Regions from separate parts of the Homo sapiens genome. Here region 1 is linked to region 2. Evidence: chromatin loops called from intact Hi-C (ENCODE). Cell type or tissue: heart right ventricle. All regions are shown on one strand. Links, peaks and the distances in the headings refer to the core of each region. The heading gives the core; the rest is flanking DNA. Region 1 has its middle 30 kb from the start of LINC02207. Region 2 has its middle 15 kb from the start of LINC01579.

Evidence for each region. A loop is a pair of places that touch in the nucleus more often than their neighbours do. Peaks named below come from ENCODE experiments on the same cell type or tissue, not always from the same donor. Only the 100,000 strongest peaks of a DNase experiment are listed, where the experiment ranks them.
Region 1: it touches region 2 in a loop (3-fold over the local background); 2 of 110 quality-filtered maps call a loop at or near these places.

What each region holds. Positions count from the first base shown.
Region 1 is chr15:93,825,262-93,828,186 of GRCh38, forward strand. No RefSeq gene overlaps it. Among named protein-coding and RNA genes, the nearest start is that of LINC02207, 30 kb to the right of the region's middle. In heart right ventricle, for the core only: no CTCF peak of the experiment used is centred there; a DNase peak (open chromatin) is centred at 1,660.
Region 2 is chr15:93,883,862-93,886,786 of GRCh38, forward strand. No RefSeq gene overlaps it. Among named protein-coding and RNA genes, the nearest start is that of LINC01579, 15 kb to the right of the region's middle. In heart right ventricle, for the core only: no CTCF peak of the experiment used is centred there; no DNase peak of the experiment used is centred there.

The sequences.
Region 1 (2,925 bases), core at 226-2,725, 58 kb before region 2:
GTCTCTGTTTTTTATACATTCAGTGATCAGCAGGGTCAGATTCTCTACCTGTTTCTTCCAGTCTATTGAGAGATGCTCTTTTTCCTCAGGGTGGAGGCCTCATGTTCTCTCCTTTATAGGTGAACAATTTGAGTGCTTCAGACTAGTTCACATGAAACCAAGGGGCAGCCAGAGACTAGGGATGTGCTCCCATTAAATGCAATAGTTGAATAGTTTTCAAAATATTATCATTACAAAATAGTCACGCTTTTCCTCTTCATAGAGGAAGACAAACACTACTATGTTTATTTCCCACTTAAATCCCATTGGTTTAAAAAAAATCCTTAAGAAAAACGTTTTCAAATACTCTGAATCAGACTCAAGCTCAAATCAGATACACTTGTAGTTACAAGGGGCTGAGGTTTCTCTGTCTTTGTTTTAGGTTGTTGCTAGATAATACAAACAAAACATGCTAATAAGATTGACTTTATGGAAGGTCCCAGGAATATTCAGTGGGCTTTAGTGCAATGCCTAAGTAGCTGTTCTCAAAGCTAACGTTTTGTGAGTCTGCGCTTCAGCTGTAAACTAATTCCTTTATTTCTTTCATATGTTAGCAAGCGGTTCCATGAATGCTAACCATTCAAATAGATGGGCGATCTTTCCAAATGGTGACAGCATCCCCAGGGACACCACCACAGGGAAGGTTATTGATGGGAATGATTAGAGATTACTCATGCCAGCTTCAGAGAGGCCTACCAGCTGCTAACAGCAGTAAACCATTAGTTTTAAGTATTATGGTTGATTTTAAATCTGAGATCCTTTTCATGTGATGTAAACTCCTGCAAAAGGAGCCTGCCTTGTTTCATTAATTCTAACCTGCCAAAAAGGAATATATGCAGAGATAAAAACCAGACATATAGGTACTAGAAAAAAAGTGTTTCTATGTCTAATTTCAGTTTAAACTATTGACTTAATGACTAATTTCCAAAGTATTGACAGACCAATGTACTCATGACCCTAATATTGAGGCATATGTGTTAAATCTCCAAGGTTAAAAAAGTGACAGTCCCTCCAAATTAGAGTCAACTCAGTGATGGTTATTTTACATTAATAGTTAATCACTGTTGCTGCTCTAAGCCAATGGTTTCCACCTTGGCTATATATGGGAATCATCTGGGAGGCTTTTAAAAAATATAGATGCCTGGTTCTACTCCAAGACATGCTGATTTAATTGTCCTAGGGTGTGCCCTAAGCAGCAGGGATTGTAAAAGTTCTCCAGGTGATTCTCATTTGCAGCCGTGGTTGAGAATTGCTGCTCTAAGCAGCAACAGGACAAGGGCTTGAATGGTGGGGTGTAGGACATGAGGGAAAAGATGCTCGGTTGTCAAACGTCTGACCTGTTGCAGAACAAAAGGATGTAGTCTCAGTCCTAAGCAGGGTAACCCAGCCACCCGGTTTGCCCTGGACCATCCTGGTTTTAACACTCAAAGTCCCATGTCCTGGGCAGAATGGGATGGCTGGCCTCCCTAGTCATAAGGTCTGCAAAGAGAGGAGGGAGACAACTTTGGTCCAGAAACAAATAGTGTTAACTGGTGGAAACAAACAATGATCTGTTGACAGGAGGGGTCCAGAGCTAATCTGGTATGGACCAGCCAATATCAACGTCAGACGGGTCAAAGCCAAAGGGAAAGCCTTGGCAGCAAGGCTTGTTGACAATCCCAGCTCTTGTTAGCACATGTCTTAGCCTTGAATCCAACATAGCAGTCCCAGCTGTTCTGAGAAATGTCAGAGTGGAATCAGGTCCATCTGCCTCCCCAGGGTTATCACTTGTTGCCGTCTCTTTGAACCCACCTCTCCAGGCTGACTAATCTTCCTGAAGAATCCCACTCCCTCCTAGCCCCAGTGATGCCGTTCCATTGCCCTCAGTTAGGCTTGCTCAGTGCTATGCTGTTGCTGCTTCTTCCCACTCTCCATTGTCTAGGGAATAAGCCCTCTTCTTTAAAGATTTCCCAACCACTTTTATTCATTACTGACACCCCCCAGCAGACTTAAGACTTTTTGGAACTGCCACTATGAAATTTTAGTAACACAGGTGTGCTTTATATTGGCTTATGTAATGCAGCCCTTTGGAGAGCCACAAGCTATTAAAATGCAATTATGGTTTTTTGCTGCCACATCCACCCATGAAACAATCTTCACCCTCTTGTGGGGCTATACCACCCCCATGGAGAATGCAGGAACTAGTGTCATTCTCCCATTGAGTTTTCTACCTCCTTTTTATCTTATTCCCACTGTACCCTATAGAGACTTCTAGCATAACATCTATAATATTTAGTAACTCATAGTTCAAATTACTGACCCCATTTTTAAGGGTAGAGACCAGTTCTAATTATGTATATGGGGCATATATTTGTCTTTTAGACACTGGTAAATGCCAATCATGTTAGGTCCTCAAGAAACATTTGGTTGGAACAATGATTGTGTGGCCCACATTTTTCCAGTCTTCACTATATGTAATAAGACTCTCCACTTCCACATACCCCTAATGCAAGTCTGCTGGACTTTGTGTCCTTCCTATCAGGGCAGCCCCCAGGAAATATCTGACATTTGCTTAGAAACAAGTTTTTCTGGGTGTGCACAGTGGCTCAGGCCCGTCATCTAGGATTTTGGGAGGCCAAGGCGGGCAGATCGCTTCAGCCCAGGAGTTCGAGACCAGCCTGGCCAACATGGTGAGGCCCTGTTTCTACTAAAAATACAAAAATTAGCTGGGCAGGGTGGCAGGTGCCGGTAATGCCAGCTACTTCGGAAGCTGAGGCTTAAGAATTGCTTGAACCCAGGAGGCAGAGGTTGCAGTGGGCTGAGATTGCGCCACTGCACTCCAGTCTGGGCGACAGAGTGATACTTTGTCTAAAACAAAGAAACAAACAAGTTTTCCAACTTCAACTA
Region 2 (2,925 bases), core at 102-2,601:
CAGCCTTTAAATGCCTCATTTTGAATAAGCAAGGCACTTTCTGGAAAGATTTAAAACCATGTTCTATAAGTTGCAATTAGTGGCTTCCCACAAATTGCATATCACTGCAGCAAGTGAGGTCTCTCCAGAGTGCTTTGCTAACTGGCTTACAAGATTGTATGTTATTGTTCTTTAGGGGGAAAATATTTTCTCTTTTCCTTTTATACCCACTCACTTAGATACATATCATCATAGGTATTTACTGCAGCGGACTCTGGCTGTGTGTTTACAAGGCCCCCAACTAGGGATTAACAAAAGTAACACGGCATGTCACCTTTCAAAGATATTTTATTTTCTTGGCGGGAATGTTTTTCCATTTCATTTTCAGTATGTAGGTGACTCCTAACCTACACTAGTTTATTGCCTTACTTAGAGTAAATAAAGATGCCTGATAGCGAGGAAAACATATTTACAGCAGTTAAATATGACATTGTTGCCAGTGCTGAGCCAAGCTGATTTGGGTTCAGACAATAAAAGCAAAGCATAGCAAGGTAATATGAGAAGCTGATTGTTGTGGTAGCAAAAACTTTGAATTGCACCTATGCAGTGAATTCATACCTTTGAACTAGGGGAAATTTTGTTAAAGCCTTTTTGCCTTTGCTAAACAGGTTTTGGGAAGACTTTAAGAGAAAAAGTGTTTAGCAAAGGCAAAGTGTGGTTTCATCATTTTAGGAAGATAGCTAGTTGATGTGACATCAGCATTCAGGTGGAAGCTGAGTATTTTGATAGGCAGCCTCCAAACAGAAGCTGCCCTACTGGTCACTGTTAACTAGGAATCAATTCAGGCATAGTGCAAGGGTGTAGGAATAATGACATTTATTGTTTTTTAAAAAAACAGACATAATAGATTTAGAAGCCTTAGCCACTCCCCAGCATTTGGATGTAGACAAATCACTGGAGTGCTTTAGGCTTCTATTTCCCTATCTTTGAAATGAAGGAATTAGAGAATCTTTAGTATCTTTTCTAATCACAAGACTGCAAATTACATGAATTCAAATCCCAGGTTATTCTGTAATTCTGCCTTCGGAATACCATTCACCTTCTGGACCTCAGCATCCTATATCCTAGAGTAACAATAATGTGTGTCTTATAACATTTTTAAATTAATTTAGATAACATATGTGAAAAGTTCTAGCAAAGGGCCAGACACATAGTAAATATCTCAATACCTTTCTAGGAGCCTTGTTGATAATGGCTTGATTGAAAAGAAAAAAAAAGTTAAGACAATGATTAGGGGATTTTCCAGTCAAAGATTTCTGTACAGATGTGCCTTGACTTATGGTGGGTTCGTGTACCAATAAAGTTGAAAATATCTTAAGTCAAAAATGCATTTAATATACCTCACCTGCCACACATCATAGCTTAGCCTAGACTACCTCAAATGTGCTCAGAACATTTCCAATATCCTACAGTTGAGCAGAATCACTTGGCAACACAGTACACTGTAGAGCATTTGTTGTTTACCCCTGAGATGGCGGGGCTGACTGGAAGCTGTGCTCACCACCGCTGCCAGGCATTGAGAGAGAGTATGGTACTCATATCATTAGCCTGGGAAAGGATCAAAATTAAAAATTTGAAATGTGGTTTGTACGGAATGCCTATCACTTTTATACCATTGTAAAGTCGAAAAATTGTACCATAGTATGCCAGGGACCATCTGTATTTTTAGTAATTTTGCTTGAAAACAACTTCTGCGTACCAGACAGACCCCTACCTAAGGAAATATTTTTTCATTACCAACATTTGAGCAGGTTAGCAGAGGTGAGAGATCTGAATACAGAAGTGGAAACAACATTAGAAACAGCCTTGGAGGACATCCAGCAGCCCATGCAAGTGGCAGAATGCTCATGGACAAGCTGAGTTTGTAGGGAAACTGCAATTAGATAGACAGGAATTGACGTCCAGATTTGAGATGTGTGGAATCTGTGGGCATGATGTCATTGGTTTGTAGGGTTTATGCTCCATTTGTCCTTACAGAGGATCCCAGGAAAGAGCATAGTGTGAGGGAGGTCATGGGATTAAGGTGAGACATTGTGGCAGAGAACCATCTTTTCATCAAAACTGTGCACTCTTCCTTCCATAGTGTGGAGCGTGTACAGGAATGAAGCTGCTCACCCAGGACTTATGCTTTGCACCTTTGTGCTCCTCACATATGGCCATGTGCCCGTCCCCCCGTCCCCCACCCCACCAATGGCATCTGTGCAGAGTGATATGCGCCACTTCCAGGCTGGATATTTACACTGTGGTTACCTTCTGTCCCTTTTCTCTGCATCAGCCGCTGAATGAAGCTCTGCCCAGGCCTTAGGAAAAGGTGAAACCCCAACTAGCAGGGGCCCCAGTTCACCATATCCAGGAAGGTGTCCTTGAACCAGAAATACCCACGTTGTACTCCGACATGAACAAGAAATAGATTTCTATTATATTAAGCAACAGAAATTTTCAGATATATCAGTTCTCGCAGCAGGAAGGATGTATTGATAATGGCAACATGGATGGAGCTCAAAACATCACATTTAATGAAAAAAGAGACTTACATAAAAAAATTATAGACTATATTATTACATTCAAATGAAGTTCAAGAACAAGCAAAAGTTGTGGAAAAATATCAGAAAACTTGCTTCTGCTGGAGGGGTAGGATGGGATTTGACTGGGAAGAGGCCTAGGGGAACATGCTGGAATGATATTAATGTTCTATTTCTTGATGGAGGTTTGGGTTCCACAGGTGTATGTATTTGCTAAAAGTTAGCAAATGTAGAGTTAAGGTTTGTGTTCTTCCTTGTGCAATACATTTTACACCAAAGGAAAGGCTGTAAACAAATATTGAACTGTAGTTAATCATATGTATGGAGAAAAACTTAAGGAAAAGACTTATGAATGCCTCAAGTT